Regions from separate parts of the Homo sapiens genome. Here regions 2 and 3 are each linked to region 1. Evidence: chromatin contacts called from ENCODE Hi-C or POLR2A ChIA-PET data. All regions are on one chromosome and are shown on one strand. The core of a region is the stretch at or near the end of the contact, and the rest is flanking DNA. Distances in the headings are between cores, read along the strand shown. Region 1 holds the start of TUBA1A (tubulin alpha 1a). Region 2 holds the start of FMNL3 (formin like 3). Region 3 holds the start of BCDIN3D (BCDIN3 domain containing RNA methyltransferase).

What was found. Hi-C counts contacts between places; a loop is a spot of excess contacts on that map. ChIA-PET counts read pairs that join two places held with the same protein, here RNA polymerase II (POLR2A). Pooled maps may share reads with other maps.
Region 2: a loop to region 1 is called in a map of naive thymus-derived CD4-positive, alpha-beta T cell, with 23 times the contacts of the local background. The contact joins the promoter of FMNL3 here to the promoter of TUBA1A in region 1. A Hi-C loop is called at or near these places in 1 of 168 maps with a recorded cell type or tissue (naive thymus-derived CD4-positive, alpha-beta T cell) and 6 of 50 pooled maps.
Region 3: a loop to region 1 is called in a pooled map, with 6 times the contacts of the local background. The contact joins the promoter of BCDIN3D here to the promoter of TUBA1A in region 1. A Hi-C loop is called at or near these places in 6 of 50 pooled maps. POLR2A ChIA-PET finds 5 or more read pairs at or near these places in 2 of 52 experiments (A673 and naive thymus-derived CD4-positive, alpha-beta T cell).

Annotation. Positions count from the first base shown.
Region 1 is chr12:49,187,600-49,191,245 of GRCh38, reverse strand. It overlaps TUBA1A (tubulin alpha 1a), which reads left to right and starts at 2,166. Exons shown (of 4, transcript NM_006009.4): 1 at 2,166-2,269. The coding sequence starts at 2,267. RefSeq lists enhancers at 2,278-2,397, 1,896-2,487.
Region 2 is chr12:49,706,001-49,709,593 of GRCh38, reverse strand. FMNL3 (formin like 3) reads left to right here and starts at 2,189. Exons shown (of 26, transcript NM_175736.5): 1 at 2,189-2,539. The coding sequence starts at 2,414. LOC124902929 (a long non-coding RNA gene) reads right to left here and starts at 1,868. Exons shown (of 3, transcript XR_007063299.1): 1 at 1,755-1,868. It also overlaps the pseudogene COX5BP5. RefSeq lists an enhancer at 1,606-1,755 and a silencer at 1,776-2,545.
Region 3 is chr12:49,841,110-49,844,810 of GRCh38, reverse strand. It overlaps BCDIN3D (BCDIN3 domain containing RNA methyltransferase), which reads left to right and starts at 1,705. Exons shown (of 2, transcript NM_181708.3): 1 at 1,705-1,957. The coding sequence starts at 1,724. It overlaps BCDIN3D-AS1 (BCDIN3D antisense RNA 1), which reads right to left. Exons shown (of 3, transcript NR_027501.1): 3 at 3,657-3,701. RefSeq lists enhancers at 1,363-1,422, 1,993-2,362.

The sequences.
Region 1 (3,646 bases), core at 917-3,416:
ATATGCCCAAGCGGAGGGAATAACCCTCATTTACATAAGGAACAGAATGGCTCTGAGATAGAATTTCAAAGAATCAACCACGTGAACCCTCCTCTCTTTTATTTAATCCTTTGGAAATTGCATAAAGAACTGAGACTATTGGATAAGTGACATATTTCTTAATTAATCTTTTTATATTGTAAAGAAAATAATGTTCAAACTCTGCTTCTCATTCCAAAAAGACTTGTACATGTTACTATAGTCCAATAGTGTCTGATATATTTTATTATTAAAATTGTGAAAGTATTTTGAATGAGCTACTTATTAATCCTTATGCTTCCTTATGCCATTTAATTCTTATTTTTGTTAAATATATTTCTGGGTTCTGAAAGAAGCATTCAAATACCTAATCCTCCTGTCTCTTCTGAAATATACTTTTTTTTTTTTTTTGCTAAAGAAGTGGAGATAAGATGATGTTGAGGATTATTTTTTCCTAGGAAATATACAATAAGTAGATAAAATGATTTTTGCATTTTGGATATTATTTTTTTTCCAGAGAATATTACTGAAGCAAAATTGATCAAGTAAAGCAGAACTGTGGATGGCAGGCTAGAAAAATCTGTGGTCGCCATTGTCACACCACAACCTGCAGCAGCTGTATTCTCAAGTCCCTCCCTCCCACGCCCTTCTTAGCCTGCCAGCCTAGCAGGAATGAATGGGTTCCGCAGAGCACTGTGTGAGTAGTGCTGCAGACCCTGAAAATTTGTCTCTGAAAACCAAAAGGAAAAATTATTTGTAAAAAATAAATTTTCAACTTTAGTGGCCAAACTTATTTACCTCTGAAATTTCATCACCAACATCCAGTGGTACGAAGTCCAGTGACTTACTCCGGATCGTTGCTGAGAATGGAGGCTTCCTAAATATCAAGATAATTTTACTCCAATTTATTTCCTAGGGGTGAAAGCAAAGCCTTTTTGTCCCAAGGGACAACTGAGCAACCACCAGAGTCTCTAGCTGAACAGCAAGGGTGTGAGGCCGGCTAAAATTCCCACAGTTAGAAGCCCACTCGCAGGAGGATATTTACCAAATTGACATAAGAACTACATAAAAAGGAAATGCGTTTATTGAGCTGATGTTTCACAGTTGTCTGTGGATGGAGGCGACATTGCAAAATTCTTTTTACATTATATTATTCTCTTCTTCTTTTTAATTTGGTGTATTGGTTATTACTATTATTTTGCTTGTTACTTTCCAGACAAAAGTCCAATTCAGATATGTAACTGCACACATGTAGTACTAACTTCTGAGCTCAATTATTTCTCCTTGTATTTTCCCAATTTTCTATCAGGAAAGATGATTCATTCCAAAGGACAATGTACCATACAAAATGTGTTACATAGACTTCTCATAAAAGAATACCTCTAGTAAACCATTATAACTACTCTACGTTCACTTGCTCTTGATTATTGCCATGTTAGAACTATTTGTTCGCTTCTTTATTTAATATGGTTATTCTTTCCATCTTCCAGTTTTGTTTAGCTATTCGGGTGTGCGTGTGCCTGCAGAAGAAGCTCTGAAAATAAGTTAGTTGAACCTGAGAAACCATTTGGAATGACCGTATGGCTAAATCTTTTTTTAAATTAAAAAAATCACATATACCCAGGCCATTTCGAGCATCATGCCGATTTTCCCTCCCACTTTACGTTTAAAGCAATTAGAGATGTTGAACCCTAACAAAATGTAGTCGAGTTTAATATACTACGAGGGAGGGGCTGGCAGTCATTTTCCTTTAAATATTTAATCTAAACATAAATTGTTATTAAGGGTAGGGGGAAAAAACCTCACATAGATAATTTTAACTGCAGTTTGAGGTTTAAGCAACAGAAAGTCTTCTAACCCCAGTCCCCTTTCTTCTCCTTCCGCCCCTCCCCAACCCCGCCCCATAATGGATGCTCGGCCGACTGCTTCTGCACGGTCTCTTTGTCTAAAGGATGCAAACAGTCTACGGATGCTAGAGAAAAAGGGGTGGGGGAGAGATTACCTCATCCCACGTCGCTTGCACCAATCACCAGTCTCCTGTCATGGCTTCTCTGGGCAGATTGGGGGTCTGGACCAACAGGAAAAGGCCCCGGCCCATCCCCATGGTGACCGAGTTGTATATAGGGAGCCGCATCCGCCTATGTGCCGCAGGTTCTCTTACATCGACCGCCTAAGAGTCGCGCTGTAAGAAGCAACAACCTCTCCTCTTCGTCTCCGCCATCAGCTCGGCAGTCGCGAAGCAGCAACCATGGTGAGAATCGGCTTCGGCTCTTTGTGGCCGTTGGGTGGAGTCAGCGCCCCCAGGCTCTACTTGGAAAACCTTTAAGCTCTTTTCTTTCGTAAGCTCTCTGGGCGAGGGTGGTGGTATGTTTTGTGAGGTTTAGCTTAGCCCCAAATCCTCAAGCCCCGCCGCCGCCGCAGTGCGGGTGCAGGAACCGGGCCAGTACTGCGCCCAGGGCGCAGCAGAGCGCTGGGGAGGAACAAAGGCGGCGCCTAGGCGCCTGTGTTATCCGAGAGACTTTCGGGGGCCGCGGGCAGCCCGTCTGCCGCGACCGAGGGGTCTGGGGCGTCCCGGCTGGGCCCCGTGTCTGTGCGCACGGTTTCGCTGATGCTGAGGGGCCACTTTCTGTCTCGCGTTGTTCTCTGGGGACCGGGAGAGGAGGAGGCACCCAAAAAGAGCGGGGGCGTTGGGCGAGCTGGGGGACGTGGGAGGGGGAACGGGAACAAAGCGCAGCCTAGGGTTAGCGTGGGAAGACCCTCCGCGGTCTTTGGCGTTTTGGAAAGATACCCACACATTCCCGGGAAAACATGGTGAGTTTCTGCCGGAGCCCCCGGCAGCGGGTGTCAGGGCGGCGCAGGGGCGGGGTTGTTTGTTTCTGGCTTCTATGGCGTTGGAGCCACTGGGCGGGGTTCGCCCTCACTGAACCTCTTCTGTCAGGAGCTGACTGAAAAAAAAACAAAAAAACCTTTCATCATTGCGGAACTGTAGGCTCCAAAAGGGTTTTCTTCACTATTATAAGTTAGATGACTTTTTTTTTTCTTGAGCAAAATCATAATTCACTTCACAAGCTCTTTAATGTCTGGTCTGGGGACGCCCTGCCCTGACCGACTGAAGTGTGTGTGTGTGTGTGTGTGTGTGTGTGTGTGTGTCTGTGGGACGCCCTGCCCTGACCGACTGAAGTGTGTGTGTGTGTGTGTGTGTGTCTGTCTGTCTGTCTGGACTGCACGTTCAGCGAGGGAGAAAGCCCACTTTGTGAGCCCCAGGGTACCCTGATGGTCAGGACCCAGGGAAACGCCCTTCCCCGCCGCCCCCCCGCCCCGCCCCCACCACATCAGCGAATAGACAATGAAAGTGGTAGCCCTAAAGACCACAGAGAAGAAAACCTCTATTGGATGCAAAGAATATGAATATTATGTGATGGGTAGAGAATCTCAGGATGAAAATACTATTTTGTTGTTTTAAATAAATATTTCATTATCCTTCCACTGGGCTTTTATTCTTTGGTACCTTTTCATGTGATGCTTGTTTCTAACTTAGGAACTTTTGTGTGTGTGTGTGTTAAGATACGGATAATTTTTCAGCTTTTACAGTGGAGAAGATCTGGAAAAACCTTTTTTTTTAAAAAAA
Region 2 (3,593 bases), core at 940-3,439, 520 kb before region 1:
TCTGGATAATTCTTCCCTAGATAGCCACATAGCTTATTTCCTTGCATCCTTCAGATCTTTATCCAAATGCTATCTTATTAGTGAGTCCTTCCTTGATCATCCTATTTAAAATATTTATTATGAGGGAGGGGAAGAAGGAGCCAATGCAATGACTAGTCTTTATTGGAGAGAAGATACTTTACAGCACATTTTGAGCAATTAGTGCCAGGGCTCACTGGGCCAACTTGTGGGACATCAGCTTGTAATGGGTTCATAGTTAGAGCATCACTGGGTCTCGCCTTTGTGCAGCCAGAACCAGTTGACAGCACTGTTGTCCTCTTCACCGATGCAGCTCACTATTATCTTGGTGATGGAGGGAGCTGTTAGGGTCTTCCCTGGTGCCTGAAGCTGCCTTTGGGGGTAATATATTGTATGGGTCCAATCTCATACATGGCTGTCATGAACTCCCTCTCCAGCCCAGTCATCTGCTTGTCATCAGTAGGAACGCCACCTCCAGATGCCATGAAGCACACTGCAACCACCCCATTGGGACTGTAAGCCCTCAGGCCTATGCGGCTAGCGCTCCAGCTCTGAAAATTAACCTTGAAGCCATCATGCCTGTGACAAGCAACAGCTGTGTTTATTTATTTATTGAGACAGAGCCTCACCCTGTCACCCAGGCTAGAGTGGAGTGCCATGAACATGGCTCACTACAGCCTCAACCTCCTAGTTTCAATTGATCCTCCTGCCTCAGCCTCCCAAGTAAGCAACTCTATTTAAAATCTTAATGCCTCTTCCATCTCTATCACCTTTCAGTTTTATTTTTATTAACACTGATCACTAACATCTATACATTTTACTCGTCTAGTTTATTGTCTACCTTTCCTTCTACACAGATTGTGAATTCCAAGAGGACACAATGTATATCCTGTTTGTTCGCAGATGTACCTTCAATGCCCAGAATAGTATCTGGCATAGAATAAACTTTCTAAAATAAATATTTGTTGAATAAATGAATTAAAAATCTAGGTGATAACTTCAGGCATGGTTAGATCCAGGTTCTTGGCATGTCATTAGAATTTTGTCCTGTCTCATAGCTTTTCTCTCCTCTGCGCTGGCTTCATTCTCAAGCAGGCTTGATGTGTTACAGGTGATGATAAGACGGCCACCAGCGGCTGCAGGTTTACATTCTAATAATTTTGCAGCCTAAATGGAGAGAGAGTGAGTGCCTCTTTCCTGATTGTTTCAGAGAAAGCCTTGGATATATCATATTGTCTGGGCTTGGGTCAAGTGACAATCCCTAAAACAGTGTCCATGGGTAGAGGAGGAAAATGTTGTGACTGACTGGGCCTGGGTCATGCGGTCCTTTGGAACTGGGGATAAAATTCAGCTCCATTTAGACTGAGAAGAGGGGAGAGGTGGTTTCCTAAAAGAAAAGGGGGTGCTCTCACTGGAAGAAGATGGCGGCTAGACAACAAATTTCCACCGCAAATGTCAACGACCCAGCCGCCGACTGAGCCCAGAACAGCGTTCTTCTCCCGCCTCTCCATTTTCACACGCAGCCAGATGGTTAAGCTTCTCTCCTCCCAAACGTTTTTTCCCCTGCCTCTGTCGGGTAAGGGCTTCCTCATCCCTCAATGCCTGGTCCAACTATGATCTCCCTCACCCCGACTCTTAACAGGTACTATCTCTCTCCCTCTTCTGAGTATCCTGCTTGTTTCTACTTCTCTTGTAGTTAGTTTTGTACGCCATGCCTTGTATAATATTTTACTTACTTGTATACATCATGAGTTCCTTTTGAAAAAGGGTACGGTCCATTCCCGGTGTGTCCACGCCAGCCCCTCACGCCCTCTGGGAACCGCGGTGATTCGATGCCGGCTGAGGCCGCCAGGGAGCGCTCGGCGCCCGGCACGAGGCCGTCAAGGGCGGGAGGCGCTGTGATTGGCAGACGCGGCCGTCAATCGGGCGCAGGTGGGGCGGGCCGGGCCGCCTGTGAGGCCTCTGGGCGGGAGGCGGGGCCTGCATGAATGGGGCGCGCGTCGCGCGGGCTGCAGTCGGCGCTCGCGGGGGAAGCCCGAGTCTCGGCCGGGTGTGGGTGGGAGGAAGCGAGGTTGGCGGGGGAAGGGAAAGAGCGCGGGGGGCGGGGAGGGGCAGCGCCCGGGCGGCGCGCCGAGCGCGGCGAGGCGGCGGGTGTGAGCAAGAGCCGGCCGCCTCCGTCCGCCTTGCTTCGGTGCGGCTGTCCGCTACGCTGCCTCCGCCCTCGCCGCGCGCCCCCGCCAGCGGGACTCCAGGGAACCCCCGGCGCCCTCGACGGGGCCGAGGAGTCGGGACTCGGGGAGCCGGCGCTGAGGGAGGAGCCTGGTCGGAGCCGCGGAGCCGAAAGCTCCGGAGCGTGGAGGTGGGGGGCCGAGGCCCCTGAGGGGGCCCCGCCGCGATGGGCAACCTGGAGAGCGCCGAGGGGGTCCCGGGAGAGCCCCCCTCTGTCCCGTTGTTGCTGCCGCCCGGCAAGATGCCGATGCCTGAGCCCTGTGAGCTGGAGGAAAGGTTCGCCCTGGTGCTGGTGAGAGCTGAGCCCAGCCCCTTCCCCCGCGTACCGCCCCTCAGGTCCCGACGCCCGGGCTGGGACTTTGTGCTGGGCCCCCGTCCCGCCCACCCTTTCAGTCGGGGTCCCGAACGGATCCCGGCCTCCAGTGTCTTCCCAGGAACCTCTGAGCAGCCGCTGGCCGGCCCGGACAGCCCCGTCGGGGATCTCGGGACCGACGCCTCCACCGCTGGACCCTTAGGAGAAGTCCCCAGTTCGGGACCGTCCTAGGAACCAGGCTTCTCCCTCCTTCTTCCTCCCCCTTCTGCTGCCCTTTTCCCGTTTCCCCGCTTCTTCGCCAGGCTCCCCGTCCCTAGCATTCTCAGCCCGGAGCCTCTCGCGGGTGGGGGGAATTCAGAAGCGCGGCCGGCTCGCTCCTCAGCAGGCTTCCCTGAGTGGGGACACCGCCTCTCCTGCGAACATGGAGGCTTCCCAGGGAGTGGGTCCCACTCCCAGCCCAGACCAGATGTTTGGGGGGAGAGGGGGATGGGGAGGCGGCTGGCAGCTCCTGAAGGGGGTGGAATAAAGAGTATGCCATTCTGCTTATTTTCAGAACGGCCTGCAGGCATCCTGCTAAGTTAGAGTGGATTTGCCTGAAAGGCTGAACATGTGGATAAACCATTTCACTGGGGTATTTCTCCAAGTGAAACAATACACAAACCATCCCGCCTCCTCCCCCCCTTTTCACGTTAAGCCATAGTGACTGGTTTGTGTTGTTTAGCCTGTGCTTTTTAGTCTTTCTGTGGGTTTCAAACGGTCTGTATAAATGGGTTTTTAGAGCTGACTTTGGGATTCTTCTTTGGTGTGGGAATTGGACATTGATGTCAGTGGCTCTATGAAGCGAGAGGTTCTGAGCTGGTATCACCGGGAAGGAGCCAGAAAATATGTTTGCGCTGAAAATGAAGTTTTGCAGAGCGAAAACATTGGTAAACCGGGGTTAATCTTTGAGAAATTTGGGGAAATAGTTCTCACTTCCCCAAAGAGTTTTCTAAGAAGCAGTAATAATTCTGGCGTTATTGTTGGTATGGCCGAC
Region 3 (3,701 bases), core at 456-2,955, 650 kb before region 1:
TAATTGTGCAGAATACTGTGGTTTACTAAATTCCAGAGTGACTTTTATTAACTTGTGTCCTCAAATAAGTGAAACTAGAGAAACAGCAGGCCAGATAGAGATGAAAATATAAAGGCTGGGCGTGGTGGCTCTCGCCTGTAATCCCAACACTTTGGGAGGCCGAGGTGGGCAGATCACGAGGTCAGGAGTTCGAGACCAGCCTGGCCAACATAGTGAAACCCCGTCTCTACTAAAAAATACAAAAACTTAGCCAGGAATGGTGGCGGGTGCCTGTAATTCCAGCTACTTGGGAGGCTGAGGCAGGAGAATCACTTGAACCTGGGAGGCAAAGGTTGCAGTGAGCCGAGATCATGTCATTGCACTCCAGCCCAGGCAATAGTGTGAGACTCTATCTCAAAAAAAGGAGAAAAGAAAAAGAAAATATAAAGTAAAAACTGAGAGGAAAACAGCGCTTATTTTAACTCCTGATGGTACTGTTTGCAGGAGTCATGCTCCAGTGCCTTATAAGAAGTTTACCGAACTGCCAGCCTCATGGAGCAGGATACCCCTTTAAGATGGGTGGGCCAGGTGCAGGGGTGGGGTTGGGGGTCCTGCACAACTCTGCTGATGCTTGGTTGACCCTGACGGATATTCTGGGCCATCCTGGCTTTTGACTGGAACCTGCTACCTAGGTTGACCCTTCAGTTCCTCTCCTTATCAGCTCTGTTATTTCCAATCTCTGAGTCACATCTTGCCCAACTCCATTCCACTATGTCTGCTTCAGTTGGCATCCTTTCTCCCTTCCATTTAAAGTTTCCCCAAACAGATCTGGCCTTATTGTATTCTCTATTGAGTTTTCATTCAACAACATTTGTTGAGCATCTTTGTGCCAGGCCCATGTTAAGTATAGGAGACTCAAGGCTGAGAATAACACACCGTTGCAAGCACATCCTCTGGATCCAAACTCCCTGGGTTCGAATCCTAGTACCATCATTTCTAACTGTGGGATCTTGGACAAGTTACTTTGTTTTACTCCAGTGTCCTCATCTATATAAAAAGAATAATAATACGGTCATTTTCTCACGGGGTGAGAGGATTGACTAAGGAGCTTACAAGGGTGTCTGGTGCCTGGTAAGCACTCTTTAAGTGCTGGCTCTTAAGGCACGGTCCTTGCCTCTCAAGGAGCTCATGGTCTACAGTTGCCCCTGGGGGACAGGGCTGAGTCGGCTGGCTTCGCAAGTGACCTGCACCTCCTGGCTACCCTTTCCTGAACCGGGTGGAAGTTTTTGAGTCACAGATTCAATGTATGACCCCAGACAAGTAAGTTCTCTCGGTCTCACTTTTTGCATTTATAAAGAAAGGAAATTGGACTAAAATTGATTTCCAAGATCCCAACAAACTAGTATACTTGTTCTGGGTCAAGTAGCCCAAGTTTCAAACTATGTCAGCTTGGCCAAGACACTTAGCCCTCAGAGTTTGTTTCATCCCTGTAAAACGTGGATGATATTGCTAATCCCCTCCCAGTGTTGTGATGAGGGTTCAATAATACAAGGCAAGCCCCAGGCGCTCGCCGGCTCCAGGTATACAGCGAGAGGAAATCAGGACAGCTTTTCTGATTCACCGCAGAATTCTAGCCACCCGCCCTAGCCGTTCGACGCACGCGCGCTGGCACCGCCACCGCCCACGCCGACAGCAGGTTCCCGGCTTCCGGTTCCGCCACGGCCCAGAGGCTGTGTTGAGGCTAATGGCGGTGCCCACGGAACTGGATGGAGGGAGTGTTAAGGAGACCGCAGCGGAAGAGGAATCGCGAGTTCTGGCACCTGGCGCCGCCCCGTTCGGAAATTTTCCTCATTATTCTCGCTTCCACCCTCCGGAGCAACGGCTCCGCCTCCTGCCCCCGGAGCTGCTTCGACAGCTCTTTCCTGAGAGTCCCGAGAACGGGCCGATTCTGGGGCTCGACGTGGGGTGTAACTCCGGGGTGAGTGACAGGGGAGGGATTGGAGCATCCGGAGCCAAGTGGTTGGCTGCCTACACATCCACTGTGGTTCTGGCCTGGGCTAACACCCATCGAAACTTTCCCAAAACGAGTATAAAGCGTGGCTTTGACTGAGCCAGTGCCGCTGCTGCCTGCCCGCCAGGGTTCCACCATCTGTCTTAGGAATCTCTCTTGGAGAGGAGTCCTTGTCGACTACGTTCCCACTTTTCTTTCAGGGCCAGACCCCAGGTGGGAACGGTCCTTGTATCTAGGGTGGCCTCTGTCCAGCGTGCCTGGCGCTTTGGCTGGGGAGAGGGGGCTTCCAGAGACACACGTTTGGGAACATGGGGTTAGGTTTGGTTTACTGGGAGAGAAGAGCCAAGGGTGACAGAATCATGCCTGATATTGAGACTCATGTGTGCTATACAGTGCAGGACAGACCCTGGGACCTGCATGTTTATTTCAAAAAAAGTGAGTAGGCCGGGCGCGCTGGCTCACGCCTGTAATCCCAGCACTTTCGGAGGCCGAGGCGGGTGGATCACAAGGTCACGAGATCGAGACCATCCTGGCTAACACGGTGAAACCCCGTCTCTACTAAAAATACAAAAAATTAGCCGGTCGTGGTGGCGGGCGCCTGTAGTCCAGCTACTCCGGAGGCTGAGGCAGGAGAATGGCGTGAACCCGGGAGGCGGAGCTTGCAGTGAGCCGAGCTAGTGCCACTGCACTCCAGCCTGGGCGACAGAGCGAGACTCCGTCTCAAAAACAAAACAAAACAGTGAGTTGACAGAGTACAGTGGAGAGGATCGAGAAGCAAATAAAGCATTTTGCCCAAGGGAATGGAGAAGGGCGGCACTGCCACTCTTCTTGCTGCAAACTATTCTTAGGCATATGATTATAATCAAACCACATGCAAAATAAGGAAATGTCTCTCCCACACCTATTTGTAGCCACTGGGATATTCTACACTAGCAGGCAGTCTGAACTTACCACGGCAAATGCTTCAAAAGTTAGTACCCTCTCTGCGCTCCCTCCATCACTCCAGTCCAGCATCTGGAGGGCGGGGGACAATTCTGTTACGTTGCTGTCCTTTTACAGAAGAGACTTTGGGGGACGACTTCAGACCTTGTGGGACTCAGATGATAGTAGGAAGGGGACATTTGGATACAGTCTCAAAGACTGGAATGAGGAGATGGGTTGATGTCCTGTGTCCCCTGCAAAATTTCTCCGCTGTGATGATACGGGAAGTCAGAGGGTAAAAACAATGGAAAAGAGAGACTGAGGTTAAGGCTTGGGATTTCACGAAAGGCATTAGGAAACCACCAGAGATTTTAAAGTTGAGAGTAGTATACACATGAGAGGTAAAGACATAGTTGGCAGCTAACTAGGGTAGTGGTTCCCAAACCTGGCTGTACGTTTATGGAGCTTTCTGTTTTGCAGTTTTTAAAAAATGCTTTTTCTTGTGGATCTTTGTAGTCAGGAAAGGGAAAAAAAATGCTTGCGCTTGATAAAACAAAAAAATTCAAACTACAAAGGGGTATATACTAAAAAGTAAGTCTCTACTCCCAACCCTAAATCCTCCTTTTCCCCCACACAGTGGCACTACTGTTTATAATTTCTTAGGTATCAGTCTTGTGTGTATACCAGCATTTACGTACATATAAGTACCCCCCTTTTAGTTTTACAAATGGTAACACACTATTAGTAGCTTTTAATTCTGAGATTATTTATATCACCACATTCTTTTTTT